Regions from separate parts of the Homo sapiens genome. Here region 2 is linked to region 1. The links are chromatin loops, found by intact Hi-C in ENCODE. Cell type or tissue: heart left ventricle. All regions are shown on one strand. Each heading gives the region's core, and the rest is flanking DNA. Links, peaks and the distances in the headings are about the cores only.

The links. Hi-C counts contacts between places; a loop is a spot of excess contacts. Peaks named below come from ENCODE experiments on the same cell type or tissue, not always from the same donor. Only the 100,000 strongest peaks of a DNase experiment are listed, where the experiment ranks them.
Region 2: a loop joins it to region 1, with 2.9 times the contacts of the local background. A loop is called at or near these places in 5 of 110 quality-filtered maps.

What each region holds. Positions count from the first base shown.
Region 1 is chr17:36,069,066-36,084,739 of GRCh38, forward strand. CCL18 (C-C motif chemokine ligand 18) reads left to right here. Exons shown (of 3, transcript NM_002988.4): 2 at 1,382-1,493; 3 at 1,886-2,967. The coding sequence ends at 1,976. It overlaps CCL3-AS1 (CCL3 antisense RNA 1), which reads left to right and starts at 5,548. Exons shown (of 3, transcript NR_186417.1): 1 at 5,548-5,783; 2 at 7,645-7,737. In heart left ventricle, for the core only: a CTCF peak has its summit at 3,643 (motif pointing left); a DNase peak (open chromatin) is centred at 3,636.
Region 2 is chr17:36,018,214-36,033,887 of GRCh38, forward strand. No RefSeq gene overlaps it. Among named protein-coding and RNA genes, the nearest start is that of CCL23, 8.1 kb to the left of the region's middle. RefSeq lists an enhancer at 4,877-5,378. In heart left ventricle, for the core only: no CTCF peak of the experiment used is centred there; no DNase peak of the experiment used is centred there; H3K27me3 peaks cover 765 bases.

The DNA.
Region 1 (15,674 bases), core at 1-8,000:
GTTGGTCTCACACTCTTGGCTTCAAGCAATCCTCCCACCTTGGCCTCTCCAAATGCTGGGATTACAGGCATGAGCCACCATGCCTGGCTCTGATGTCCATGGTACATCTATGCTGTTGGAACAGCTGGGGAGGCTATCAGAAGGTTCTGCTCAATGGGAGAAAGGCTTTATCTAAAGACCTGCCCTTGTGAGAAGGCACCAGCTAACCCAGTCTCAGGGTGACACCAGCATCTCACCTCCTTTCACTGTGGAAACCATTTCCCCACCAAGGGATCAACTGAAGCATTCTTGCAAATAGCCTGAATCTTTGTGGTGAGCTGAAGCTCTCCTGGTTTGTGCAATGCACAGCATGACACCAGTATCATGATTAAAAAATTTTCCCCTTCAGAGAGGATCAGGAAAAACTAATGGGTACTAGGCTTAATATCTGGGTGATGAAATAATCTGTATAACAAACTCCCATGACATGAGTTTACCTATGTAACAAGTCTGCACATGTACCCCGAACTTAAAAGTTTAAAAAATGAAAAAAGAAACAAAATTCCTCCTCAGTCTCCCCAAGTTTATATCTTCTAATACCCCAAGGCTGCCTGTAAAGAGAAGAGATGGCTGAGACCCCAGAAGGAGGCAGCGGCTACAAGTCCTGAGTTCAGCTCTTCCCGGCAGCCATGGGAGCTCACACTCTGCCCAGCATCCTGGGGACCCCTGCAGTTGCCCTTGCTGTCCTTTTCTTCACTGAGGCCCTCTGCCCCCAGGCCCGCTGTCCCTTGTGTGAATTTGTCTTTTGCTCTTGTGCCCCTACTGTCTGGCCATGGCTTGGACCCCACTGCCCGAGTCTATCTCTAAGACCTCCAAATACAGAACATCAGAGGGATTTCAGGGACTATTTCCCGAGGAGGATTTTTCTTCCTAAGAGGTTTCAGCAACTCTGTTCTCCACCTCTGGGAGACAGAGGGAGAGTGAGTCCCATTCTATGGATGAGAAAATGGAGGCCCACGGGGATTTTGACAAGAGGTAGGATCTGGGTCCAATTGGTTCTCAGTGGTGTGGCCTTGGCTGTCCTTATGAATTCAGATGGAACTCCCCAAGGAGAGATGGGATGGGAAATAGTTTGCTCAGAAAACTAAATTTCCAGTAAAGAGACATAGAGACCCAGAACCAAGACAGCCAGAGAATGAGAAACACCAAGAGAAAGATGCAGAAATTAAAATGTCAGGGAAAAGAAGAAATGCCAGCTTCCTTCTGGATCTCTTTGTCCCTATATCCCCACCCCAAGCGGTGATATCTCCCAGTTCTTCCTGACTCTCAAGGAAAGGGACCAGGAGCAGCTGGCTTGCCTTGTGAACAATGACTTGGGATCTTTCTGTCCTGTCTCTTGCAGTTGGTACCAACAAAGAGCTCTGCTGCCTCGTCTATACCTCCTGGCAGATTCCACAAAAGTTCATAGTTGACTATTCTGAAACCAGCCCCCAGTGCCCCAAGCCAGGTGTCATGTAAGTGCCAGTGCTCCTGCCCACCCCTCGGGAGGGAGGATGGGAGGTTTGGGGTGAGGTCCCCTCAGAGTACTCAGCTCTCTAAGGCCCATCAAGGTAAAGGACTCCAGGGGAGGCCCCTGCAGTGTTTTGTGACCTGGCCTGGGGCCTGCAGAGTCCTGAAGGGCCTGCCCCTGGGCAGAGGGAAGAGAGCAGACATGACAACAGGAAGTTTGCTTCCTGAGGAACCCCATCTGAGACATTTGGGGAAGGCCTGTGAACCCCGAAGTTAAGGGGAAATTTTACGGGCACGAGGACAGGCCCTGAGATGCCTGGGACAGAGAAGGACGCAGGGGCCACAGGATTCCCCTGATGAATTCGTCAGTTCTTAACTCTTCCTCCCTTCTCCACAGCCTCCTAACCAAGAGAGGCCGGCAGATCTGTGCTGACCCCAATAAGAAGTGGGTCCAGAAATACATCAGCGACCTGAAGCTGAATGCCTGAGGGGCCTGGAAGCTGCGAGGGCCCAGTGAACTTGGTGGGCCCAGGAGGGAACAGGAGCCTGAGCCAGGGCAATGGCCCTGCCACCCTGGAGGCTACCTCTTCTAAGAGTCCCATCTGCTATGCCCAGCCACATTAACTAACTTTAATCTTAGTTTATGCATCATATTTCATTTTGAAATTGATTTCTATTGTTGAGCTGCATTATGAAATTAGTATTTTCTCTGACATCTCATGACATTGTCTTTATCATCCTTTCCCCTTTCCCTTCAACTCTTCGTACATTCAATGCATGGATCAATCAGTGTGATTAGCTTTCTCAGCAGACATTGTGCCATATGTATCAAATGACAAATCTTTATTGAATGGTTTTGCTCAGCACCACCTTTTAATATATTGGCAGTACTTATTATATAAAAGGTAAACCAGCATTCTCACTGTGACGACTCTGTTGATTTTGTTTCACTAATCGGAATCACAGACTGAGAGGAATTCTGGGGGAGGAGTAGGGAAATATGAAAAGGGGCAGAAACAGCAAGATAGGGACCAAGTACTTCTACAGTCATACCAGACATTTCCCTGGAGATACTTTCCTGAAAAGTTGAAACAGACACCATTAGTTTATAAACCATATTGTAACTGAAATGTGATAGAAAAATTTTCTACTTAAATGAATATCAAGATGACGCTGCAATGCATATTTACGCACACAAGCTCATTTTCATAAATGAAGCTTTCCTCAGAATGATGGCTAACATCTGTTGAGGTCTTACCAAGTGCTGGGTTTTGGGCTAAGTACTTATATTAGTAAAAGTCTAGCAAATACTGCCCATAGTCTAGCAAGGACTCCTTACCTGGAAGTTGCTGAAAGCCTTGGTAATGTTATCTTTGTTCTCCACTCTGCTTTTGGGGAGGATGTTTTCCATGACTATACGAGATGAGGCTTGGGGCTGGGTGGCCAGAGTTAGCAAATAAAAATACAGAATGGATACTATTTTAGTGTAAGTATATCCCATGCAATATTTGGGACCTACTTGTACCAAAAATGATTTGTTCTTTTTCTGAAACTCGAATTTAACAGGGTATCCTAAATTGTATCTGGCAACCCTCTGAAGAAGGAATACTGCTTATAGAGGTGTCTGTTTCCTGTTGGAGATGTCTGTTGATTTTGGCTTAAGTGTAGAACAGGGCTTTGGCTTAAGTGTAGAACAGGGCTTTGGCTTAAGTGTGGAACACGGCTTCTCAACCTTGAATTCACATTAGAATCACTTAGGAGAGCTTTTAAAAATTCTAATGCCAGGTCCTCACCTCCAAAGTTATGAATTTAATTGGATTGATGTGGGGGCCTGGCATCAGTAATTTAAAAACTCCCCAGGGGATGTTAATGCACAGCCAAGTTTGAGAACCACTGTTGGTGTGGGGTCACAGGCTGTTTTTAACCAGCATTAAGGTTTCAGAGGCACTGCAACTCCGTTCTAATTTTTGAAGGCATCTGATCTAGTTATTTTTGGTTCATTCCATTGGATGGTTAATCATAAGCAGAAAATCTATCAGATACAGTTATTTCTAGAACTGGGTTTTTAACACGTCTCTTCCAGCACAGCACTGGGAGCTCTGTGGTCATCCCTTCCGCCGCCCACCGGCTCCCCCATTGTATTGACTCCACATTGCCCCCTGCTGGTGAAACAAGTGCGAAGGTCAGCGTCTTTAGCTCCCTGCCTCTGATGAATACAGCTGCACCTTCACAAAGAGCACAGCTGTTCATTGTGATGGTTAATGTTACGCGTCAACTGGACTAAGCTAAGGGATACCCAGGTAGCTGATAAACATCATTTCTGAGTGTGTCTGTGTGGTGTTCCAGAAGAGATTAGCATCAGAAGACTAAAGAAGATCTGCCCTCACCAATGCAGGCAGGCATCATCCAATTCACTGAGGTCCCAAATAGAACAAAAAGGCTGAGGAAGGGTGACTTTGCTGTCTGCGTTTGAGCTGGGACATCCATCTTCTCCTGCCCTCTGACATCCACGCTTCCGATTCTTGAGCCTTCAGACTCAGACAGGGACTTGTACCATCACCTACCCTTCTTGACCCCTTCTCAGGTCTGTGAACTTGGACCAGGACTGACAACTTTGGCTGCCCTGGTTCTCAGGCCTTCAGACCAAATCACACCACTGGCTTTCCTGGTTCTCCAGCTTGCAGATGGCAGGACTTCTTGGCTTCCGTAATTGTGGGAGCCAATTCCCCTAATAAATATCTCGGTATTTATATCTATATCAACATTGGTATCCAATCTATATCTATAGAGAGAAATAGCCTACTGTTTCTGTTTTTCTGGATAACTGACTAATACATTCATTTTATCATCAAGATAAATATTTACAATGTGGGATCTGAGAAGGAGGTGGATTTGGCTGCTTCGGGACCTGCTTTCCTGTCCTGCCTAATCTCTCACCTCCTCATTTTTGCTTATATTAACATTAGCTTGGACTGGAAAATTCTGCTCTTCTAGTCCTGCAAGCTCCAGATCACAGGATTCTTAATTAGCTTGGTTTTCAGGCAGCAAGCAGAAAGTACATTTCTTTAAAAAACTACTTTTTTTCCCCTTCTCTGCTATCAGAAGAATCAGTTTCAAAGTAAGTTAATTTCTTTCTTAGTGGGCCTTACTAAGACTGATGCAAGAAATAGTCTCCAATACCCTGAATTTTCGTTTTTGATAAAACTTTGGCTCGAAGATGGACTTAGAATATATAACAGGCCATGGGGGTAACCGGCAATTTTGGTAACTAGAGGTATCCCCACTGACTTTGACCTTAGCTACTGCCTTCAGCCAGTTCCACGTTTGGGGACCCATACTTACAACATTGCAGTCTATGTTAGTTAGGGATGGTTTAAGTCACAGTGTCAGAAAAATAACTCAATCTGGCTTAAATGATAAAGGGAACTTATTAGTTCACATAACTGAAGCTTCAAGAAATAGAATTAGTTTCAGGCAAAACTTGATTCAGTGGTCCTTGTTTCGCTATGGACTATACATGTCTTTCTGAATTTCTGATCTCCCTGCATTTGAGAGCTTCATCCTAGAAAGAAGTTACTATATTCATCCTAGTTACTCTATTGGCAGAATAGCTTCCAGAAACTTCCAGAGCAAATTGGGAAGACAATGTCTGTATCCTCGTATTTTGAGCCAAGAGCCTGAGTTCCACTTTTATTGGTCTGGCTGGCTTGGATTAAGAGCCCATCTCTTAACCCAGGGGCCAGCAAACTATGGCCATTGGGCCCAATTTGACCTACTACCTGTTTTTGTATGGCCTGCGAGCTAAGATGTTTTTACATTTTAAGTCATTGAAAACATCCAAAAGAAGATTATTTTGAGAAATATGAAAATTGTATGAAATTGGAGTTTTAGTGTCCATAAAAAAGTTTTATTGGAATGCAGTTGGGTTTATTTGTTTCTGTATTGTTTACAGCCCACAGTCTAGCAAGGACTCCTTACCTGGAATGAATCATATTTTCATACGACAAAGCAGAGCTGAGTAGTTGTGAAAGACACTGTATGACCCACAAAACCTGAAGTAGTTTCCATTTGGTCCTTTACAGAGCAAGTTTGCCAACCTGTATCTTAATTCATCTTTGTGGCCAGAGAAGTGGATTTACTGATTTGTTTCAGCTGATCAATGTCTATAACAAGCAATGTTGATGGGCTGAAAACCACACAGACTACCAGAGGGGTTGCTTTTCCGAAGAATCATGTAAGGATAAAAGAGAAAGAAAGAGAGAAAGACCTTGGAACCCAACTAGTATCTACCAAATGTATGTAACTTTCTCATATTAATTCTGTCTTTATATGTGAAGATGACCAATCCCCTGCCTGTGATTACATCACATCAAGCATGTTCTTCCCAAATTGGGGGTTCAATTCAGACTCTCCTGTTATATGCCAGTTGTCTTAGGGATTTTCTCACTTTATTCAACACTATACTCAATTTTTACATTAATAATGCAGTAATAATATACCCCTTTGCCATTCTGTATTTTCCTGTATAATAATAATTATTATTGTTATTATTATTATTTTTTGAGACAGTTTTTGTTCTTGTCGCCCAGGCTGGAGTGCAATGGCATGATCGCAGCTCACTGCCACCTCTGCCTCCTGGGTTCAAGTGATTCTTGTGCCTCAGCCTCCTGAGTAGCTGGGATTACAGGCACGCACCACCACGCCCAGCTAATTTTTGTATTTTTAGTAGAGATGGGGTTTCACCATGTTGGCCAGGCTGGTCTCGAACTCCTGATCTCAGGTGATCTGCCCGCCTTGGCCTCCCAAAGTGCTGGGATTACAGGCGTGAGCCACTGTGCCTGGTCTTTCCTGAATTATTTTACCGGTTTTGTAAAAAGATTTTGATCGGGATATACCCTGTTGCCCCACAAATGATGGCTAGTTCCCAAATCTGAGACTAAGTTTTCATTATAGACTTTATATTCTAAACTAAGTCACTAACAACTGGGGCCAGACAATCCTTCCAGGGCATTGTAGACATAGGAAAAGGAAAGAAAGTGGCCAGCCTAGTGGGTTCCACCTTTGTGAAGGAGAGGTCTTTACTTCTAACTGCTCTTGAAGCCCAGTGAAGGGGTCTCCAGAGGGTAACTTGTACAAACTGGAAGTACCTGCAAACAAGGCAACTCATTTTCCAGTTGGATGTCAGCTTACATGGTGAACCTCATGATTTGCCTGAGCCAAAATGAGCAGGGGAGAAGAAAACAGAAGATAGGAACCAAAGCAGGGAAAAGGATTGCTGGAGGCTGCTCTCCCACCACATGGAATGAGCTTTCCATTGGCCGAGTGATCCTGTGGAAGGGAGCTGGGCTCGAGCCATCCTCCCAGTGACACTCCGCAAAGGTTGGGGGAATCACATGTCCCATTTTGTCTGGGAAATGACCCAGTTTATGCCAGTTGTGCCAGCATAGTTATTAATAGTAACCCCTTTGAGTCTTAAAGTGCTCATCCTACCAATAGGAGATCCACTGCTTAGCTTACAAGGATCTTAACAGCAGTAGCTGATGGGGTGGTCTCAGGGCCGCTGTCTACAAAGGCCCCTGGATGTGTGGGCAAGAGGGTGCTGAAAGCCAGTCTGCCCATCACCTGTAAGGTCTTGCACTCACACAGGGCTAGGTGTGCTCCATGGTGCTTTTTTGTAACATGCTCAATGGTGTCTTCCAGGCTAGCAAAGGCCCAGGGTATGCTGCCAGTGGTGTGAGCAGAAGAGAGAGGTGAAAGATGTTGGGCAAGGGTGGGATCTCTCACCTAAGAAACTATGCAGAGAGAGGACCCTCAGGAATGCCCATCTATCCGAGGGAAATATACATGCATTGCCCATAACTTCAATATTTTTTTAAAAGATGCAGGGATAACCTAGCAGTGGGGGCAGGGACTACATCTGTAGGCAGTTAAAAGAATTCTTTCCCCTCTCTCTTTTAAACATTTAAATTAAAAAAAATTCTTTTAGAGACAGGGTCTTGCTCTGTCACCCAGGCTGGAGTACAGTGGTGTGATCACAGCTCACTGCAGACTAGAACTTCTGGGCTCAAGCGATCCTCCTGCCTCAGCCTCCTGAGTAGCTAGGACTATAGCTGCACACTACAATGCCTGCTAATTAAATTTTTTTTTTTTTTGTAGAGACAGGATCTCACTGTGTTGCCCAGGCTGGTCGCCAACTCCTGGCCTCAAGTGTTCCTCTGGCCCTGGCCTCCCAAAGCACTGGGATTACAGGTACAAACCACCACAACCAGCAAAATTTTCTCTTTATATTACCCCACACAGACAACCCCTCTTTCCAACATGCCAGAGGAGTTAAAAAGAGAAGGAGAGAGGGTATCTCAGAACCAAACTAAAGCTTCATCACACTCCAACTACCAGAGCCTGTTTTGCTCTGGTGAAGGGCGAGGAGAAAGGAAGAAGTAGAAATGTTAGTTAAGTCAAATTTAAGATTAGGGTTCTAAACTGAAGGAATTTTAATAACTGGATGTGACCAAAACGTGATAGGATCTCCCCAAGATGTTAAGGTGGAGCTGATGATTGGAGAACAGTTAAGCATTTTATGTTTATAGTCTATATATAAGTAAGGATAGAATAGGTTGTACCTAGATAACAAACAAACTCCCAGTGGTCTAACAAGGTAAAAGTTTTCCACTCATACAAAATCTGATGTGGGCTAGATCACTGGATCTCACAATTTAGTTGCATCAGAATCCACTGGTGGGCTTGTCTAAACACAGATTCCTGGGTTCCACCTGAGACTCTGATTCTACAGGTCTTGGTAAGACTCAAGATTCTGCCTTTCTAATGAGGTTTCAGGTGATCCTGATGCTGCTGACCCATGAACTACACTCTGAGCAGTATTGATCCTAGAGCAGCTCTCCTCCAGGTGGTGACTCAGGAATTCAGGCTGCTTCCATCCTGTAGCTGTAGATTCTGGAATGAGAAAGAAGACAGAAAAGGCATACTGCTTTTAACTGTCTTGGTCCAGAAGTGACATGCTTCACTTAATCTTACAATTCATTGGCCAAAATTAGCCACAAGAGCCCAATGCAAATGCCATGAAGGGGAACATGTGGACTATTTAGTGAACCCTACTTTGTCTGCCACTTACTCTTAAAAAAGAGGTTAACCAAGGAAAGAGACCTAGCCAATGTGAACTTGCAGTCTATTAGAATCTTTTGCTTTTCCTTTCCCCCGATTATAATAGGCTGTCAGTTTAGTATTCATCTAATATATGAAGGATTTATGCAATATTCATGTTGTTGAGATGTGAAATAAATCCTAGATCTATTTGAAATATTTTAAAGTTCATGGGCCAATGGTGCCAGTCATCAGATGTTGAGAGGCCTTAGGGGAAGAAAGAATGAGACTCTATGGCTTCATCAAGGCAGAGATGGCTACTATCATGATTCCGGATAATGCCCCCACACTTGCCCTAGCTGGTTTGCTATGACGGGCTAGAGGAGGAATATCTCAAAATTGGAAGGGAATATAAAATGTTGCATGAGAGAAGCTATTTATGCAGGTGTGTTTGTGTGTGTGTGTGTGTGTGTGTGTGTGTAGAGAGAGAGAGAGAGTCAAAATGTACTCTTTGGGTCTAGACAGGACATGTTTGTTGCCTTGATCTCTTCATAGAATGGGTAACATAACAGCAGCGAGCATTCCTGAAGTTCTCTGAACTAGACTGAAATCTGCAAAGCTTGTCCCCTCAATGAGGGACCCAGAGCAAGTGGTTCAAGAGGACTAAGAGAGAACCAGTTTTTAGTGCAAGGCCCCAGCTTCTCAAATCTTGGTTTTTGAGTTAAAAATCACATACTCATACTTATGAAAATCAAAGCACAAAGAATGGAAAATGAAAAGTGGAGATCCTCATTTCTTAAAAGTTATGGTTGCCAGGGAAATCACATTTAATAGATTGGGATATATCACACACATCAAATGTCCTTCTTATGTTTATGTAAATATATATAGCTTTTACCAAAGCAAAATATTATTATATGTACAGTTATATAATAAATATGTGGTAATATAGATATTGGTATAGAGATACACATATGGAATGTATATTCTATATACATAGTTTTACATTAATATCTTAGATACCTTTCATTTCACTATGTATATCCACTTCATTCTTTTCAGTAATTTTGTGTTTATTATGTGGTTATACCACAATGGTTTAAACTATTCATCTTTTAAAGAATTTATTTCTATTGGTTGTTTTACAAACAGAGCTGCAAACAACAGCAATGTGCCAACACTTTGTGTCTTTTTTTTTGAGACAGAGTCTCACTCTGCCACCCAGGCTGGAGTGCGGTGGTGCCATCTCGGCTTACTGAAACCTCTGCCTCCTGGGTTCAAGCAGTTCTTCTGCCTCAGCCTCCCAAGTAGCTGAGATTACAGGCGCCTTCCACCATGCCCGGCTAATTTTTGTATTTTAGTAGAGATGAGGTTTCACCGTGTTGGCCAGTCTGGTCTCCAACTCCTGACCTCAAGCTATCCACCTGCCTTGGCCTCCCAAAGAGCAGGGATTATAGGAGTGAACCACTGCACCTGGCCCTCCTTTGTTTCTTTAGATAGTGTTTCTTGAAATAGATTCCTAGAAATAAGATTGAAGAGTATGTAAATTTTAAATTTTTCTACAGACTGTGTAATTTCTCTTCAAAAATGCCGATTATCAAAATGTCACTTTTTGATACTAAAAAATAGATTGTTTTAAACACACAAAGTAAGTAGGGCTTATCAAAAAGTTAATATATCTTGCATTTCTCACAAGTATGTTGAATTTCTCCCACTTGCATTTTACAGCAGGAATCCTGACTCAGTCTAACTTTCTTATACTTAAAAACATAACAGGCCAGAAGTTAGCACACATTTTCTATAGAAGGCCAGATAGTAAATACTGGTGTCTTTGTGGGTTATATCATTTCTGTTAGAACAATGTGACTCCACCTTTGTCTTGGGAAAGCTGCAATAAATAATATGTAAAAGGGCAGGAGTGGCTGTGTTTCAACCAAACTTTATTTACAAAACAGGGTCATGCTAGATTTGTTCTGAGGACCATAGTTTCTTAACCTCAATCTAGGCAATCCGTCAAATAATTCTGCATTCACAATAGAAGTCTTGTTGTATATATTGGCTGACTGTCTTTCCTTTCTCTAATGTTAACCACTGATTTTGTGGAGCATGGATTCTAGGGAAATAATACCCAGGTAAGATGTCTATTACCATGTGTGTCTTATTTTTAAAAGAGTGGTTAAATTCTTATTGAGGCCGGGCACAGTGGCTTATGCCTGTAATCCCAGCACTTTGGGAGCCTGAGGCAGGCGGATCTCTCCGGTCAGGAGTTCAAGACCTGCCTGGCCAACATGGTGAAGACCCGTCTCTATTAAAAATACAAAAATTAGCCGGGTGTAGTGCCATGCACCTGTAATCCCAGCTACTTGGGAGGCTGAGGCAGGAGGGTCACTGGAACCTGGGAGGTGGAGGTTGCAGTGAGCCGACATCACACCACTGCACTCCAGCCTGGGTGACCAAGTAAGACTCCATCTCAAAAACACAAACAAACAAACAAACAAAAAAACAAAAACCAGTTTTATTGAGAAATTCAGTAGTTTTTGGTCTTTGGTCTGTATGTATATCACATAGGGGTTTGGTAAAAGTCTAGATTCCCACATCCAAACCCAATTCTCTTGTGAGCATTTTAAACGACCATCCCAGGTGGTTCTGGAATGCTCATAGGTTTGCATATTAGTTACACTATTTATTTGCTGCATGGCCTTGGACAAGTTGTTTTAACCCTCTGAGCCAACATTTCCTCTTCTATCAAATGGGAATATTAATAATACTTAGCCCTTGGAGACATTGTTAGAATTTGAAGGACAATGAATAATTTTTAAGAGAGCTTGACCCATGAGAAAAATAAACTTAAATGCATGAATATATATATCAAGCATGAATTTACCTAGTGCATATGCATTATACACTGGGTGCATAATATTTTATAAAATAATCCTTGTTTTATAAAGTAGTGTTTCATTATTTGGGGAGAGGCATTACCGTCATTTCCTTTCTGTTGACTTCCCCTCTTCAGAGTTTTCTACTCTTCCCCTCCCATCCCACCACCTTGCTTTGTCACAAAACAAAGCCAATAGGATCACCAACAGTTTAAGACTGGTTTACTCAAAACAAATTCATTATTTTACATAGCTGAACATAGAAATGGTAAATAATGTTCTATAAATATTTGTTGGTTGACAGCTTTGGAACAATGTCCTCTAGAAAAAGCTGAACGTAGCCACCCACCTTGTATGAGAGCCACAAAGAATAGCCATGTGCCTGAATATGTGTCAGCCGCTGTGTGACTGGAGGGGCTGAGGAAGGGGCGTAGAGGGTGTTGTGAAGTCCCTTCTGACAAGCAGTCAAGAACGCATAGAAATACATTACAAAAATTAAATAGTCTAGATAAGTTGAAATGCATGTTAAGAAGAGTCCCAGAGTGTGGTTGCTTGGGTAGGGGTAGGTTCAGGAATTGAAGGGACGTCCCTAGGGCCTGGGTCCCTGCTTCCTAATCTGCCACAAACGTAACAGTGTCTTGTTGCTTCCAGGTCACTCAGGGATTTGACTCTGAGATCAATGATGCACTTGGCACCAGAACTTGGTGGGGTTGGCACAGACATGCCAGCCTCAGCCACTTTCATTCTGGAAGCTGTTAAAAGAGACAGTTATAAAAATTGAGGAATCAGCAAGGGAATTCCTGGTCCCATGCTGCCTTCCCATCTCTGTCTTGGCAAGCATAGGGCCTATCCACTTGTTCAAGATTCTTTGCCCAACCTCAGCTCCCTAGACTTTACCTCAGTGGCTCAGGCGGTCTCCTCAGGCAGCCTCCTCCTGCTAACACTTCCTCCTCTCTTCCCTCTGCCAGGGGCAGCTCTTCCCTGGTTCCCTGCAGACCCCAGGTCAGGCCAGAAAACACCTCTATGGCCCTTCCCTGTGTCCCACCACCAGATAGGACCTCAAAGGCCTGGGGTCCCCAGGATGGCCCTCAAACCGACTGGTGCCCTTGCAGGCTGCCACCCTCCAAGTCCTGCTTCTCTCCAGAGATGGGCAGAAGCACCAGCCCTCGCCTGGCACCAGCAGTGAGTCTCATAATTGCCATTTACCATTTTGCTAGGGGGGCTTCTGGGGGTCCTAGGAAAAGCAGCAGATGCCTGGGTGCTTGGGGACCTGGGCATTCTGAGGGAAGGAGCAGCGTGACCCTGAGTCATTTTTCACTGGGGACAAGTGAGCCAACTCCTTCTACCCAGTGATAAAATCAGAAGGAAGTAGATGGAGACAGCACTGTTCAGGGGATGATTTGGGGATGAGAAGAACTGGCAGGAAGTTGGAGATTTGGGGGTGAGAAGAACCAGCAGGAAGTTGGGGATTTCTTGTTTCCCCACTTTTCCCTTCCATTTCTGTTTGAGCCTTAGGTTTGGCCTCCATCTCCCTCTGTAGAAATTGCAGCTAGTTAGATAGTCTGCCTCTTATTCCAGCTCTACTGGGGGAACATAATATGGTCTAAGAAGAAATTTTTCCAGCAAGAGGCCATCTCTGCAAATCACCTGTGAGGCAGACCTGTGGCAATTTTATGACTCAGCTGGCCACCAGGAAGCGATTGTAGCTGGGTTCTGCCCCTTATTGAAACCTACTCAATGTTCTCCTTCACTAAGTAGGACAAGACCGTACCCTGCCTTTAAGGTTTATAGAATAGAAAGTGAAAACACTTTGGGGAAGAAAATCTTCCTGAACAGATAGCCCAGGGCATTTTGAAAATCCCTTAGGAAGTTCTCTGTTTCACTTGGGTACCTCTGTCCCTGGACTTTGGCGATGTGGTTTGACCCCAGCCAGAGAGTGCAGGGAACAACAGCAAAAGGCAGGACAAAGACTGACTCGTGAGAGGAGGCCCAGGAACAGGGGGGCATCGTGAGAGAGGAGGACGTGAGGGCCCAAGAGTGTGAGCAGAAGAGGATAGGACTTGGGCACTCAGTCACCAGCTGTGGGGTCTGAGCTGTGTCCCCTTCTCTAAAGAGGTAAGCCCTGAGTCATGGGAAGATGGAAACCGGGGCTCATGAGACAGGATGTTTTTTAAGCACCGTGGTGTCTTGTTGACTTGCACATGCAAGGGGGTCTTGGGTAACCACAGGGCTCAGGGTATTTGCAGGAACAGTTCAAGTGCTCACTTGTCTTGGGGCTGTTTGTGGGGAAGTGGTTTCCACAGCAACAGGAGGTGAGATATTGGTGTTACCCCAGACCACACTTAGCTACTTCCTTCTCACTAAAGCTCTGTAGTCATATTTTCCCTGGCAGAGCAGAAACTTCTCTGTTATCCCACAGCTGTTCTAACGGTGTAGACTTGACTTATGCAATGATGCCAGGAGTCCTGAGCAGCACAGCCCAACTTCAATCACACACAGATGGACAGAGCTGTATTAGCAAAGCCTGAGCTACTGAGCGATGAGAGTACAGCCAGGCTTTCAGACATCTGTTCATTCAAGAGAGATATGCGCTAAGCCAAGGACCTAAAGATGTGTTTAATATGGGTGCTAATATGCATAAGGAACCTTGAAATAAATGTTCTTAGCCTTTGGCCAAGAGGGTCCATGTCTAGGAATCTATTCTCCATAGAAATAAATTCAAATATGGAAAAAATGAACAATGCATAAGTGTATTTGGTCCCCAGCATATTTATAGCAACTTAAAATTGGACCCAATTTAAATTGCCTATGATATGGAAATGGCTAAGAAAATTATGGGATCTTCCCTTGATTGGCTATTAGGCAGCCTTTACAAACAATGCAGTGACATGAGAAATGCTTATGTTATGGTAAGCTTAAAAAACTCAAGATGCAAATCAGCTTATTTTAATCAGGAGCCACCTAGCATTTGGGATGTGGTCAATCCCACATAATGTATTTTTGTGGGTGCAGTTCCCAGGAAAGAGGAGGAATAAAAACGGCAAGTATGAAGTGTCTCCTTCGCTTGCAGTCTCCTTGTCTACCCCTTTGTCCATCCACTATGAAAGGACTCCCTTCTGTTCCTTAATATGGACAATTTCTATTGAGGACTCATTGTTCTAAGAATTGTCTCATCTCCTCCTGCATCCTCAGTGCCCGATCTTTGGCTTCTATGAAGGAAGGTGGGTAGTGCTTATGGCAGGGCCAGTTCTACCTTTCTCAGTATGTTCTGGAGTGGGTATGTAGCCCCATTTTCTAGTGGTTACCTTGACATCATGAAGAGTTTATGTCTCTTTTGCCCTAGATTTGGGCAATAGTCATTCATTGGGCAACTGGAAATAACACAAGTCAGCATCTCATTAAAAATAAAGTCATTCAGGAAAGTGGACGACTAATAGTTTCTAATCTAGAGAGCATAGGAGAAGAAATGTTTACCACACACAAAGTATTAGTGCCTTTTATATCATCAAGACAAAAATAACAGGAAAAAGACAAACACATTATAGTGAAAACTTGTTTTTCCTGACCAGCATCTATTCTGCATGTTCCCTGATGCCAGAAACTCACATTTCTTCAGGGCAAACCCCCTTCCCCACCATTCTCAGGCTTTAAGTTTATGTAAAATTCAGTAAACCCAAAGATTCAAGTTATGTGCCTTGATTAACTTAAGCAAATCAATGAAACCCATCCCCATAACCACAGCGACTGGTTAGGAATTCGGTTCCTAAGTCAGTCAAATCCAAAAGGGCCTAGTGATGTTTTTTCCAATGGGAACACAGACTCACTCTTCCCTGCAGAAAATGAACAAGGATTCATGTACACTGGCAGGTACTGGCAGCCACCCAGGGCCTCTCACAGGAAAGGGAGATCAGAAAGAGAAGCAAAGAGGACTCATGAGATACCACAGGGCCGCTGCGTCCAGCCTTGCCTGGAGCTAGGGCCACCTCGATGCCCTATAGTCTTGGAGCCACAAGGTGCATTTACTCAAAGCCTCTTTGAGTTTGGTTTGCTTGTTTGCTTTCTGCCTGGAAACTGCCAGCATCCTGAGAGATACGAGATCTGCATCTGTGCAGAGACACAGGGTTTGTTAAAAGTCACAGGCCCTGACTGAAGTGTGGAACTGGCTGAAATGAGAAAGTAGGAGGTAATTTGGTGAGGACCTTGTGAAATGGA
Region 2 (15,674 bases), core at 186-8,185, 51 kb before region 1:
CTAAACAGTGGAGTTTTTTTTCCTCAGGAGCTAACCACCTTCAGATGCTCAAATAGCCTGTACACATGGGGACCACCAGAGAGAACACTTCAACTTGTAGAGCTGTGATCTCTGCTGGTAAACACAGCTCATACGACATCCCGTAATGTACAGCCCATGATGTGTACTCACACAGCATGATTGTCTAGCATAAGCTGAGCTACTCTAGAATATAATGGGGAGAGTGTAGGGCAAGGATGAGCACATGGGAGCTAAAATGTCGCCTTGTTGGGGTAGCCTGCCTTCCTTCTCAGCCCTGCGCTTAGTCTCTGGGAAAGGAATAGTCCTCGTCCAGTGTCTGGAGATATCCTTGACTCCTCTGTTTATCTCATACCCCATATCTAATTCATTAATAAGTATTTTTGGCCCTAATTCCAAAAATATAGCCAGAATCTTATTATTCCTTCAAAAGAAAACTCCCATTTATTCTCTACTACTATTCTCAATGCTTCACTTCTGAGACTACCTGGTGTTAGCATAGACCACACAGGTTAAGGGCTCGGTCCCGTGAGGCTGGCAACACTTCAGATGCCAATCTCAAATAGTGGGTCCCCAGGTTACCCACAACTTCTGTTTGACTTGGCTACACATCAGAATTTCCCAAGACCCCCTCCTCAGATTCCATAATTACTAAAGTAGCTCTCAGAACTCAGAAGAACAGTTTACTTACAGGGTTATATTATAAAGCATACAACTCAGGAACAGCCAGGTCAATGAGATGCATAGGGAAAGGCATGGGGAGTGGGTTTGGAGCTTCTGTGTCCTCTCCAGGTGTACCATCCTCTCAGTGCCTCCACTGAACACTGTTCCAAGTTCACCAACCTGGAAACTCTCTAAACCCCATTCTGTTAGGTTTTTATGGAAGATTTATTACATAAGCATGATTGATTAAATCATTAACCATTAGTAATCAGATCAATCTCCAGCCTCTCTCCCCTCCCTGGAGTTTAGGGGTAGAGGCTGAAATTTCCAATCCTTTCATGGTTGGCTCCCATGGCAACCAGTTCTCATCCCTAAGGCTTTCCAAAAGTCACTTCATTGACATAAACTCAGGTGTGGTAGGAACTACTTGTCCAGACTTCCAGGTTGTACGTGCCTGAGTAATGAGCTGATCCTTCTTATACCTCAGCATCAGAGAATCCCCGGTGCAGGAAAAGTGGGGTGTGCATGATGGACAAGGTGAGGTGCTGTCAGATTATACCGTCTTGAGCTGGGCAGAGCCTGGGTGCAACTGGCTGCTGTAGTGGTGGCTAGAGTCAGAGATAAAGCTGATAGAATGGAAGTGGTGTACAGAGGAGCCTGACACAGTATTAGATGCATATTTTTTTAGTGAAAGAATATAAGGAATAGATTTCACAATATTCACCAATCAGTATGTTGATTACACAACATATTGTCATTTCTTGACAGGGATTGCTTTCAGCTTTTGCTCATTCAGTATGATTTTGGCTGTGGGTTTGTCATAAACAGCTCTTATTATTTTGAGATATGTTCCATCAATGCTAGTTTATTGAGTGTTTTTAGCATGAAGTGTTGTTGAATTTTATCGAAGACCTTTTCTGCATCTATTGAGATAATCATGTGGTTTTTGTCATTGGTTCTGTTTATGTGATGGATTACATTTATTGACTTGCATATGTTGAATCAGCCTTGCATCCCAGGGATGAAGCCATGGATAAGCTTTTTAATGTGCTGCTGGATTTGGTTTGCCAGTATTTTATTGAGGATTTTTGCAATGATGTTCATCAGGGATATTGGCCAGAAATTTCCTTTGTTGTTGTTGTTGTTTTGTCTTTGCCAGGTTTTGGTATCAGGATGATGCTGGCCTCATAAAATGAGTTAGGGAGGAGTCCCTCTTTTTCTGTTGATTGGAATAATTTCAGAAGGAATGGTACCAGCTCCTCTTTGTACCTCTGGTAGAATTCGGCTGTGAATCCATCTGGTCCTGTGCTTTTTTTGGTTGGTAGGCTATCAATTACTGCCTCAATTTCAGAACTCGTTATTGGTCTATTCAGGGATTCAACTTCTTCCTGGTTTAGTCTTGGGAGGGTGTATGTGTCTAGGAATTTATCCATTTCTTCTAGATTTTCTGGTTTATTTGCATAGAGGTGTTTATCGTATTCTCTGATGGCAGTTTGTATTTCTGTGGGATCAGTGGTGATATCCCCTTTATCATTTTTTATTGTGTCTATTTGATTCTTCTCTCTTTTCTTTTTTATTAGTCTGGCTAGCAGTCTATCTATTTTGTTAATCTTTTCAAAAAACCAGCACCTGGATTCATTGATTTTTTGCAGGGTTTTTTGTGTCTCTATCTCCTTCAGTTCTGCTCTGATCTTAGTTATTTCTTGTCTTCTGTTAGCTTTCGAATTTGTTTGCTCTTGCTTCTCTAGTTCTTTTAATTGTGATGTTAGGGTGTCAATTTTGGATCTTTCCCACTTTCTAATGTGGACATTTAGTGCTATAAATTTCCCTCTAAACACTACTTTTGCCGTGTCCCAGAGATTCTGGTACGTTGTGTCTTTGTTCCCATTGGTTTCAAAGAACTTATTTATTTCTGCCTTAACTTTGTTGTTTACCCAGTAGTCATTCAGGAGCAGGTTGTTCAGTTTCCATGTAGTTGTGCAGTTTTGAGTGAGTTTCTTAATCCTGAGTTCTAATTTGATTGCACTGTGGTCTGAGAGACTGTTATGATTTCTGTTCTTTTGCACTTGCTGAGGAGTGTTTTACTTCCAATTATGTGTTCTATTTTAGAATAAGTGCTATGTGGTGCTGAGAAGAATGTATATTCTGTCAGGGTGGAGAGTTCTGTAGATATTTATTAGGTCCGCTTGGCCCAGAGCTGAGTTCAAGTCCTTAATATCCTTATTAATTTTCTGTCAAGTTGATCTGTCTAATATTGACAGTGAGGTGTTTAAGTCTTCCACTATTATTGTGTGGGAGTCTATGTCTCTTTGTAGGTCTCTAAGAACTTGCTTTATAAATCTGGGTGCTCCTGTTTTGGGTGCATATATATTTAGGATAGTTAGCTCTTCTTGTTGCAGTGATCCCTTTACCATTATGTAATGTCTTTCTTTGTCATTTTTTATCTTTGTTGGTTTAAAGTCTATTTATCAGAGACTAGGATTGCAACCCCTGCTTTTCTTTGCTTTCTATTTGCTTGGTAAGTATCCCTCCATCCCTTTATTTTGAGCCTATGTGTGTCTTTGCACGTGAGATGGATCTCCTGAATACAGCACACTGATGGGTCTTGACTCTTTTATCCAATTTGCCAGTCTGTGTCTTTTAATTGGGGCATTTAGCCTGTTTACATTTAAGGCTAATATTGTTATGTGTGAATTTGATTCTGTCATTATGTTGTTAGCTGGTTATTTTGCCCATTCATTGATGCAGTTTCTTCATAGTGTCAATCATCTTTACATTTTGGTATGTTTCTGCAGTGACTGGTACAGGTTTTTCCTTTCCATATTTAGTGCTTCCTTCGGGACCTCTTGTAAGGCAGGCTCTCTTGTCTGTAAAGGATTTTATTTCTCCTTCACTTATGAAGCTTAGTTTGGCTGGATATGAAATTCTGGGTTGAAAATTCTTTTCTTTAAGAATGTTGAATTGGCCCCCACTCTCTTCTGGCTTGTAGGGTTTCTTCAGAGAGATCCACTGTTAGTCTGATGGGCTTCCCTTTGTGGGTAACCAGACCTTTCTCTCTGGCTTCCCTTAACATTTTTTTCTTCCATTTCAACCTTGGAGAATCTGATGATTTTGTGTCTTGGGGTTGCTCTTCTCGAGGAGTATCTTTGTGGTGTTCTCTGTATTTCCTGAATTTGAATGTTGGCCTGTCTTGCTAGGTTGGGGAAGTTCTCCTGGCTTCCTGAAGTGTATTTTCCAACTTGGTTCCATTCTCCCCGTCACTTTCAGGTACACAAATCAAATGTAGGTTTGGTCTTTTCACATAGTCCCATATTTCTTGGAGGCTTTGTTCATTCCTTTTCATTCTTTTTTCTCTAATCTTGTCTTCATGCTTTATTTCATTAAGGTGATCTTCAGTCTCTGATATCCTTTCTTCTGCTTGATCAATTCGGCTATTGATACTTGTGTATGCTTCACGAAGTTCTCGTGCTGTGTTTTTCAGCTCTATCAGATCATTTATGCTCTTCTCTAAACTGGCTATTCTAGTTAGCAGTTCCTGTAACCTTTTATCAAGGTTCTTAGCTTCCTTGCATTGGGTTACAACATGCTCCTTTAGCTTGGAGGAGTTTGTTAGTACCCACCTTCTGAAGCCTACTTCTGTCGATTCATCAAACTCATTCTCCATCCAGTTTTGTTCCCTTGCTGGCGAGGAGTTGTGATCCTTTGGAGGAGAAGAGGCATTCTGGTTTTTGGAATTTTCAGCCTTTTTGCAAAGGTTTTCCTTCATTTTCGTGGATTTATCTACCTTTGGTCTTTGACGTTGGTGACCTTCAGATGGGGTTTTTGTGTGGGCATCTTTTTTGTTGATGTTGATGCTATTGCTTTCTGTTTGTTAGTTTTCCTTCTAACAGTCAGGCCATTCTTCTGCAGGTCTGCTGGAGTTTGCTTTAGGTCCCCTCCAGACTCTGTTTGCCTGGGTATCACTGATGGAGGCTGCAGAACAGCAAAGATTGCTGCCTGCTCCCTCCTCTGAAAGCTTCATCCAAGAGGGGTACCCGCCAGATGCCAGCCGGAGCTCTCCTGTATGAGGTGTCTGTTGACCCCTGCTAGGAGGTGTCTTCCAGTCAGGAGGCATGGGGGCAGGGACCCACTTGAGGAGGCAGTCTGTCCCTTAGCAGAGCTTGAGTGCTGTGCTGGGAGATCTGCTGCTCTCTTCAGAGCTGGCAGGCAGGAATGTTTAAGTTTGCTGAAGCTGCGCCCACAGCCACCCCTTCCCCCAGGTGCTCTGTCCTAGGGAGATGGGACTTTTATCTGTAAGTCCCTGACTGTGGCTGCTGCCTTTTTTTCAGAAACGCCCTGCCCAGAGAGGAGGAATCTAGAGAGGCAGTCTGACTGCAGCGGCTTTGCCGCACTGAGGTGGGTTCTGCATCCAGTTCGAACTTCCAGGTGGCTTTGTTTACACTGTGAGGGGAAACTGCCTACTCAAGCCTCAGTAATGGTGGGCACCCCTCCCCCCATCAAGCTTGCATGTCCCAGGTAGACTTCAGACTGCTGTGCTGGCAGCGAGAATTTCAAGCCAGTGGATCTTAGCTTGTTGGGCTCAGTGGGTGTGGGATTTGCTGAGCAAGACCACTTGGCTCTTTGGCTTCAGCCTCCTTTCTAGGGGAGCGAACTGTTCTGTCTTGCTGGTGTTCCAGGTGCCACTGGGGTACAAAAAGACTCCTGCAGCTTGCTCAGTGTCTACCCAAATGGCCGCCCAGTTTTGTGCTTGAAACCCAGGGCCCTGGTGGTGTAGGCACCCGTGAGAATCTCCTGGTCTGTGGGTTGCGAAGACCATGGGAAAAGCATAGTATCTGGGCCGGATAGCACTGTCCCTCACAGCACAGTCCCTCATGGCTTCCCTTGGCTAGGGGAGGGAGTTCCCTGACCCCTTGTGTAATTTATACAGACCTAGGGGGACTGAACAAAGGGGGTGAACGTGGGAATAAAAGACAAGAGACAAAAGAATATATTTAGTCAGGGGCCACTTTGCCTCTAGTGGACAAGGGCCCTGAGCTTTACATAGCCCTCCATCTTTATTAGGCAAAAGAGATAGTGAGAAGGGGGTTGGAAGAAGGGGTCAGCCGCTTGGTCCAGAGTAGGCTTGTAAGACTGTGTTGTGCTTCCAGGGTGAGGCAATGCCCCACCCTGCTCCTGCTCACCCTCCATGGGCTACACCCACCGTCCAACCAGTCCCAATGAGCTGAACTGGGTACCTCAGTTGGAAATGCAGAAATCACCTGCCTTCTGGGTTGGTCTCACTGGGAGCTGCAGACCAGAGCTGTTCCTATTCAGGCATCTTGCCTGGGAATCCTTGTGCATGATCTTAAATGGCCTATTACACGAGAAAAACTTTCTTCTTAAGTGATAAGGGGAATAACAGAGCCTGCCAACTCATCTTCTTGTTTCTTGTGTAAGACTGGGCCCAGGTCCTTTTTAGAGAAACAAAACCAATCCAAACAATGTCTCCTTAAAGAGGCCTGTAGCTAAAGTCTGCGCTATGCCATGCAATTGAAACTGCTCTAGGGTTGCACAGAGATGGAGTCCCTTAAATATCTTCTGACCATTCCTGTATACCAGCCACTGTATGTGTATTTGGTGATACCAAGTCAAATGAATTGGTTTCAGTTTTGCGCCAAATGTTTCTCCTAACTCACACTGGTTATCTGAAATTAGATCTTGGTTTAAATATTTAACTAATTCCTTCCTTTGATAGACTGTTTGCAAAAATGGGTGCAGTAATTCCTACCACCCAGTGTGCCTACCCTTGGGAAGTCCCTTCGCCTACTGAATCTGGTCTTTGCTATGTGACTGTCTTTGGACAATGAGACAATAGAAAATGTGATGAAAACAGAGGCCGGAAAAGTGCTGGTGCATTGATACTTGCATTATTAATATTTCACTGCTGAGAACTTTTATACCACCGCATGTGCCAGCCTATGCTAGCCTACCAAAGGAGGAGAGACCACAAGGAGAGAAAGGTCCCCAGACATCCCAGCTGTCCCAGCTGAGAGGTTATCCTAGGCCTTCAAACCCTGGCTGAGCTGGCTCAGACCGGGAGAACTACCCCTCCAACCTACAGAATTGTGAGAATAGCTGTTTGCTGTTTTAAGTCACTACATTTTGTGGTGATTTATGATGTAGCAAAAGCTAACTGATAATCCTCCTTTTGGGCCATAAGGATAGATTTATCTTTTTTATAAATTTGCTGAACGCAAAAGTAATAGTTCCTTATTCAAGAGGAGGCTTGTTGCTTTATTTTTAAAATTTTTTTGAAACAGGTTCTTCCTTTGTTCACCAGGGTGGAGTGCAGTGGCACAATCACGGCTCACTGCAGCCTTGACCTCCCAGGCTCAAGTGGTCCTCCCACCTTAGCCTCCCAAGTGGCCCGTACTGCAGGCATGCACCACCATGCTTGGCTAACTTAAAAATTTTTTTTTTTAGAAATGGGGTCCTGCTATGTTGCCCCCGGCTGGTTTTGAACTCCTGGGCTGAAGTGATCCTCCCACCTCCACCTCCCAAAGTGCTAGGATAACAGGTGTGAGCCACTGTGCCCGGCTGAGGCTTGTTGCTTTTAATTAAACTAGGTACTTGTTAGAGAAGGACTACATAAATCTTAGTAAAGATGCTTTATTCTAGTTAGGGTAGAGATAGAGGATTGAGGAAGTTTCTGCCATCCAGAGCTGTGGAGCCTTTGTGCCCATTGGAGATTTCAAGGGAGGTCCAGATGCATCCCTTTGGACTGGGATGAAGAGAAACATTTCTGAAAGGGATAGCATTTGATGCAGGTCTCAGAAATAGGACAGAGACTGTATACTGCTTCAAAAGGCAGGGAAGGGAGGAAGAAGATCCTAGTCAGCTGTAACTGCCAATAAGGATAGTAAATAGTTGCAATGAGATATGGGCTACTTACTGTTTTATGTTTTACAATTATTATATAATTAAATCTTAACTACAATCTTGTGAAATAGGCACAGTCATTAGCTCTTTTTCCAGATGAGGCTATGGAGACATACAGCAATAGAGTAATTTGCTAATATTTGCTATATGCCCACATGGGTAGTAAAGGGCAAAGCTGGCATTTGAACCAAGGTCTCTCTAATACTAGACCTCACTATTTAAGACAAAGGCATGGACATGATCAAATTGAGGCACATTTTGGATGTGTCTATAGTATACAAATAATGTACACATAAGCATGATCATTAATGTTTTTAAATTGGACTTTTTTATTTTGAGGTAATTGTAGATTCACATGCAATTGTAAGAAATAATACAGAGAGATCCTGGGTAGTGTACTCTTTACACAGTGTAAAAGTTGACCATACAATTGGGTCATTCTTGTCATACCCAACTAAAACAGAGTTGAGATGCCAGGGGGAGAAAACACTGAGGGCATATAACATTGGTCTAGGCCGGGCACAGTGGCCCACGCCTGTAATCCCAGCACTTTGGGAGGCCAAGGAGGGTGGATCACGAGGTCAGGAATTTCAGACCAGCCCAATAGACATGGTGAAACCCCGTCTCTACTAAAAATACAAAAATTAGCTGGGCATGGTGGCGGGTACCTGTAATCCCAGCTACTCAGGAGGCTGAGGCAGGAGAACTGCTTGAATCTGGGAGGCGGAGGTTGCAGTGAGCCGAGATCACGCCACTGCACTCCAGCCTGAGCGACAGAGCGAGACTGTCTCAAAAAAAAAAAAACAAAAACAAAAACAAAAAACCAACACTGGTCTAATAATGTAATTCTCTGCATGCAAGCCTGTCTGGGACATATAACATTGCTCCAAGAATGTAGTCCTCTGCAAGCCTGGCTGCTGAAGTTTCAGCCTGTGCTATCCTGAAACCCATTTTATCTAATAGTTACTGAAACAACCTGCTGTGGTTCTAAGACTAGTCTTACCCACTGCTATCACTCACCAATCACAACTTGCCAGTTTCCTAAAACTTTACTAGTGCCAATGAACTTTCTTGCAAAACAATATGTAACTTTTCTCTTTTTAATAAAACCTCTAGCTTACTCTTTGGTCTTTGGACATACTAAAGACTACCCAGACAGTATGTATGTCTTGAATTGTAATTCTTGCGTCCCAAATAAGACATTTTAAATTTAGAGATTCATCTCTATATTTTGTTTGACTTTGACACCAGTTTCTCCCAAAAGTGACATGTTGCAAAACGATAGTACAATATAGTAGAGGATATTGACATTGATATCATCAATATACAGAAAAGTTCCTTCACCACAAGGCTCCCTCATGTAACCCTTGTATAGCTACACTTATCTCCCTCCCACCCATCCCACCCCTTCCTCAATTCTTGGCAACCACGAATCTGTTCTCCATGTTTATAATCTTGTCATTTTATGAATGTTATGTAAATGGAATCATATGGTATGTCACCTCTTGGGATTGGCTTTATTCACTCAGCTGAATTCTCTGGAGATTCATTCAGGTTGTTGCATGTGCCAATAGTTCATTCTTTTTATTGCTGAATAGTATTCCATGATATGGTTGAACCACAGTTTGTTTAATCATTTATCCACTGAAGGACATCTGGGTGTTTCCAGTTTTGGGCTATTATAAATAATGCTGCAATAAACATTCATGTACTGCTTTGTTTATGTGAATGTAAGTCTTCATTCTCCAGGATAAATGCTCAAGGGTACGATTAACATTTAGCATGGCTATCAATACTTTAAGACAAGTTCTGTGATCAAGTATTTTCTTTTTAAGTAAAGTAGGGGGCATGTGTTTGTTTTTTTCAGCACCTTCCTTTCTTCTGGAAAGATGCCCTCTTCTTGGAGGAACTGCCCATGTAGCTATTAGGTTCTGTGAGGCTCTTGCCCATCACGGTACCTCCTCCTTTGCAATAGATGTGCACCTACCTCCCCAGTCAGACAACTGGGGTCCTTCCCAGGGATTTTTCAGATTTTAATGACAGAAAAGCAGCAGCTCCTTCAGGAAGTGGAGGTCCTGTGGTCTGCCTTCAGAAGAGCAATGCCATTGATACCAGGATCCTGTGGAACTGCATGCCCTGGGGCTGGTTTTCCCTGAGCTGTACGCCTGCCATCCACTCTGAATTTATGAGCTAATAAACTATTTCTGGTTTTGCTCGAGGAAATTTTGAGAGAGCTTTCTGTCACATAAGACTCAAAGTATAAAGAATCTTTCATTCCCCACTCCTGGGCTCTTTCTGGCTTCGTGCTCATGGTTCTGACTCTCCTCTCCTTCAGTTCTGAGGTCCCAACTGTCAGGGCCCAAAGAAACCGCTCAAGTTCTTGCTGTGTCCAGCACAATTTTCATGGAACAGCCCTTGGTGTTTTCTCCAAGGCTCTGATACCAAATCTACACTGAGACCTGGAGCCTATGGCTTCCTTGGGCCCCCAGAGGGCTGGGAGTCATAATTTGGCACAATGAGTGAGAGCTGAGAGAAAGTGGGCCTGGGATTAAATCCTGGGCAGAGAAATTCCCAAGGGCTGGCAGAGGTGAGGGGATGGGGTAGGAGCCTTGGGCTCTGCTCCTGCTGCATCCTGAACTGGGATACCTCAACTGCAGTGTGGCGACTGTGCTGTGAGCTCTAGATCACGGCTGGCATCATGGGCGTGTGACCTGTGCAATTACACAGGTCCTTGCTCTTGGTTTCAGGCTCTGCTGCCGTTGTTGTTTAGGAGTTAGTAGTTTTTTAACAAGGGGCCTAACACTTTCATTTTTCACTGGGTCTTGTGTAGTCATGGCTTCAGGCACTGTGGAGTTGTCACTAATGTACTGCACCCTTTGGATGATGAAGATGAGGCACAAGAGGCTGAGGAGTTGAGACTCTGTACAAGTTCCTACCTTCCCCATGGAATCCTGGAGACTTCTGGCTTTGGGCAAGTCTCCTTTCCGAGGGGTTGCTCCCTATTCCCCAGGACCCTATACACACCTGAGCCAGTGTCCTCCACGGTGATTCATGCGATCCTTTCAGGCAGTTCCCTCTTTCTTCTTCTTTGTCCCAGACTTGGCCCCTCTCTACCCACTGGGACCACCTCCTCCATCTCTTTGAAGGCTCAGCCCAGGCCAAAAGGTGCTCAGCTTCTCTCTGTGTCTGCACACCTGATAGGTGTCCAGAAGTCTTCCTCTCCCTTGGGAAGTACCCAGCCTTCCTCCTCTTTTCAGGCCCTGCTAGCTTTTTTCACCCCTGAGGTCAGCAGTTGGAACCCAAGTTCCCCAAGGTCAGTGGTTGGAGCCCAAGTTTGCCTGACTCTAAAGCCTGTGATTGTCTTATTATATCTTGCTCTTCTTGTTACAACAGTGATTATTTTAACAATCATTATCATTTATTAAGTGCTTACTATGGGCAGGTCAGGACCAGATGGTGGTAAATGAGGCACTAGCCTTGCGCTTGTGTTGAAAACCCAAGGGGACACCAAAAAGTTCAGTAGTAAAAATAAGTAATATTTTAGTGAACTATTTAAAAAATCAAAATTACTACTGAAAAAATCACAATGAACAAAACACAAAAACACTTAAATAAAGACAGGATCGGTAACAGTGCTGTGCCGAGCCATATTGGAACTTGAGGAAAAAGGTAAAATCAATGGGAGCTTCCTGTTAGAATATCCACCCATCCATCTGTCCATTCATCAATATGTCCATCCATCTATCCATACATCTGTCCATCCATCCATCCATCTCCCATCCATCCATCCATCCATCTGTCCCTCTGTCCATCTGTTCATCCACCCATCCACCTCTCATCCATCCATCTGTCCATCCATCCATCCATCCATCCATCCATCCATCCGTCCATCCATTTAATATAAATTTACTGAGCATCTACCACGTGCTGGGCATTCTGCTCAGCACCAAGAGTATCACACAAAGAGCCAAAAAGATTATGTTCCTTTCCTCCTGGAGACAAAATTAAATAATCACACAAATAAACATGTACTTATACACTGTGATAAGCAACACCATGGAAAAGAATATATTGGGGGCCCAGAGAATGCCTCTCTGAGAAAGTAGCATTTAAGCTGAGAATTATAAAATGAGCAATGTTTGCTAAGTTGACAAGTGAGGAAAAGGGAGACAAAGGTAAGGGAAGTAGTTTGTGCAAAAGTCTTGAGGCAGGAGGTACTAGCACATATCAGGGACTGGTTGGTATTAGTTGAGAGCAACTAGAAAAATCATGGGTCCTGCCTTGAGTTTTATACAAGGGCAGAGGAAGAACCAGCCCTCAAAATTAAAGACACAACGGGAGACCAAAATGAAAGCTGCTATATAGTTTCCCCCCAAAGTTGTCCTCGTTCAAGCTATCAGTGACACATACGCAGGGGCTGTTGATTTATGCCTATCATGAGGCATCTGCCTCTCTTCCTGGGAGTGTGAGACTCATGCCAAAAGCTTAGCGGTGGTCTGCAGTGGCCTCATCTAGGGCTGCTCCTGGGAATGCACTGGAAAGAGAAGCCCCCTTCGAGGCTTCTCTGGGTTCATTTCCTTTAAATCCAAAGCCCTTCTTTGGGTTCATTTCCTTTAAAGCATGGCCAGGTCAGCTTCAGGCTATAAGATATGATGAAGTTTCTCTTCAAATAGCCTAATCAATCCTTTATTCTTTAATAGTACCTCCCCACCCCTTTTTCCTTTTTGTCTTTTTTTCTTCCTTTCTGCCTTTGTTACATGCCCAGACACGCCACAATACCAGGTGTTAGCAGTACCAGCTCACATTCCTTTCCTTATTAAAAAAAAAAAGACTAACTCTCTAGCTCATTACAGACACCCCTTCCCCTTTCCCCTCTCTCTCTTACATGCCCACCTTATCTGAAACAAAAAAGTTCAAATATTTAGCCAAACAGAATTAGTTTAAAGCGTACAACCCAATCCTGGCCAATGAAAAAAAAAAATACAAAAGCAAGACTTGCGTCAGAAATAAAGGCTTTCATGCCCCTTTATTCAAGTGTGCTCCCATGGCGACTGGCCAAGGAGAAACACCCCTCTGCGCAAAAGTAAAATTGCTTTGCTAAAAATCCTTTGTTTAAGTGTTCAATTTCCTTAGAATTTTAAATATTATTCCCAAAAAGGCCTTAGCATCATCTTAAGCAGTCACAAACAGACCTGTCAAATTCCTACCAACCTTTTCTTTCCTCTTCTTTTCTTTGCCCTGACATTTCCTGTATTTGGGCCTCTGAAGATTCAAAGAATAGAGTCCCTAACTTACCCAGCCCATCCCTGCCTTGAGTTGGTCTTTGACCCTTTAATAACTGCGCCCTTCCATTTAAAAGTAAAATATTTCCTTGTTAAGAAGACATGTGGTTGGATTATTGCTTCTGCTTTTCACAAAGCCATAGAGTAAAAGCCAAGCCTCAGGATCTGGAGAGGAGGGATGAGGTTGAATTTTATGATCTATACTTCTCTCTTGGCAGCCAGGCAGGATTTGAGGGAGCAGGACCCTGTTAGAGATGAGGCAACCCAGGGAGCTGGAAAGAATATGGTGACTGCCTGGACACATGGAAAGGAATACTGCATAGGCTCTGCCACTGGGTTAACTGTAGTTGGGATTGAAATTTACAAAATAGCCCTGAGTGTCTGCCATACCAGGCAATGAGGGACAGAGGACAAGTGAGCAGCATCCCTCTGCCCCCTGCACTCATGCGTCCATCAATAAGTTGGTTCTTTCTAAAGAATATCTGCAATCTGTTGCCTCCTCTCCATTCTCAGTGCCCCTGCCTTAGTTCAGTCTTTTACCTGGACTATTGCAATGGTCTCCTAATTGGTCCCCCTGCTTCCCTTCTTGCTCCCCTCAAACCCGTTCTCTGTCCTGAAGCCAGAGTACTCTTTCTAAAACCCAAATCAGGCCATGCCCATCTACTGACAACCTTTGGCTTACAAGGCTCTGACAGGTCTACTGTTCTCGCTGAACTTCCAGTCCCACTGGCCTTCTTTTCATTAGGCAAACACAATCACCCCAGGGCCTTTGCCTTTTCTGGTTTCTCTGCCTGGATGCTTTCCTACCTCTGGCTTGTTTTATGGCTGAATCTTCCTCATCTTGTAGGGCTCAGATTAATTGTCACCTTCTTAGAGAGGCCTCCTCTGACCTTTCCTAAAGAACCCACACACCATAGCCTGTTTTAGGTCTTTCAAAGCATTGGTTACCATTGGAAATTACTTTGTATACTTGTTCGCTTGAGGATCATTTCCCCCTTTCCCATTCCACCCCCTAGAATGTAAGCTCCTGAGGGCTGGGATGGTACATGTCTAGGTTACCCCAGTATCTGGCACTGGGAGCAGTGCCCAATAAATGTGGAATGAGGGTGTCACAGGCTGTGGTGTGTCAGAGGAGGTGGAGATGGGCCACTTTGGTCTGGGAGGATCGGAGAAGATGTAGCATTTGACAGAAATCTTGAAAAGCAGACAGAGAAAGCAGGAGAGAGAAAGCAGAAGAGAAAGTGGAGTTTGCAAACTCCATGGATAGAAAGAACCATGAGAGACAAATGCCTAGAAGTAAGAAATCCATATTTGGGTTTGCGGTTTGGCCATACAATCTAACTTTCAAGGAGCAGATCTATATCTAATATGCTGCATATTATTTCAAGGCCACCCAAAGTCCATATATAGGGGCCCTAGTCCCCACCTCATGGGTCCTTCTAAGCTTTTTGCTTCACGTGCCAACTCCCTCCTCTCCAGCCTGACTTGCTGGAGTCCAGTGATCCAGCTGGGTCCAATACAGCTTTCTTCCAATATCCTTCTTTACTTTCTCCAAAGCTCAAGTAACATGTTCACAAGTCAATGTCTAATATTGCTACCAACAGCTCACTGGGTCCCTGAGCCTCCACATACCCCAAAGAGGGTGTCAGAGCCAAGCTTCAGAATAGAATGGAATTCAGCACAGTGGAGGAGATCAGGAAAAAACTGTCATTGGGGATTAATCTCAGGGCAGGACAGCTACCATGCAGTGGCGGGGGCTGTGGGATTAGCGGTTGGCCATGACTAGATCCTTTCTCTCCATGCTCAGAGTGTTTCAGCTCATCCAATTAACCCTGAACTAATGTTTACCTCAAACCCAAGCAGGCGAGACATTTACTTGTGTCTAAATTATGAGTCAAGGGGTAGAAGGATCAAAAATGGAGGAATGCAAAAGCTGAGGAGGGATCATCCCATCTTTCTTCCATTCTCTGGTAAATTTGGGGGCTTTTGTCTCCTTCCCGAAGGATGAGCTCCAACCAGGGTCAGAGCAAGACCTGAGTGGTCCTAGGCTCTAAAAAGGTTATTCTGTGTTTCAGCATGTAATTTCAAATACCCAATACTAACTGAAAAGTAATGATAAGACTGTATAAGGGACTTTTGATTTTTTTAAATAATAGCCACTTTGATCACTGTGTACATGCATGAAGTTGCAAATATTGTATTCTTTCAAAAGCATTATTTGTTGATTTCCTAAGCACCTGCCGGTTGCCTATTGGGCAATGCAGCACTGATTCCATTCACTTGGACTCCCAAGTCCACCCCACCCCACTTCTAGCAGCCTCCTTTCAGCCTTCTCCTTCCCTTCCCCACCATGCTGCTCCATTTACTGGGAACTGCTTCCACCTGGAAGACTCCAGCCCAGGCCAGAAAGCCCCCAGGCTGGCCCTCTACTGCCTCTCCCTGTGTCTGCAACACCTGGCAGGTGCTCTGACGGTTGGTGCTTCTCTCAACAGTCTCCATCCCACTGAGTCTGATTAATGGAGTGAGACTCACAGGGTGGTGGGTTTGGGACACACTTCATGAATTAGACAGATAATAATGTATCACATACTTGCATGGGATCCTCCAGGTGATGTAGCAGCACTTACTGATGTTGTCATTCATATCTGGAAAGAAGCAGGTGGAAGTAGGGCTAAGCCATGCTCTAGGAGACTCAGACATGCTACTCCGTGCACCAAGAATGGGAGGCAATGCCTTTCACTCAGACAAGAAACACACCTAAAGCCAAAATACTAAATTACCTACAGCCACTGG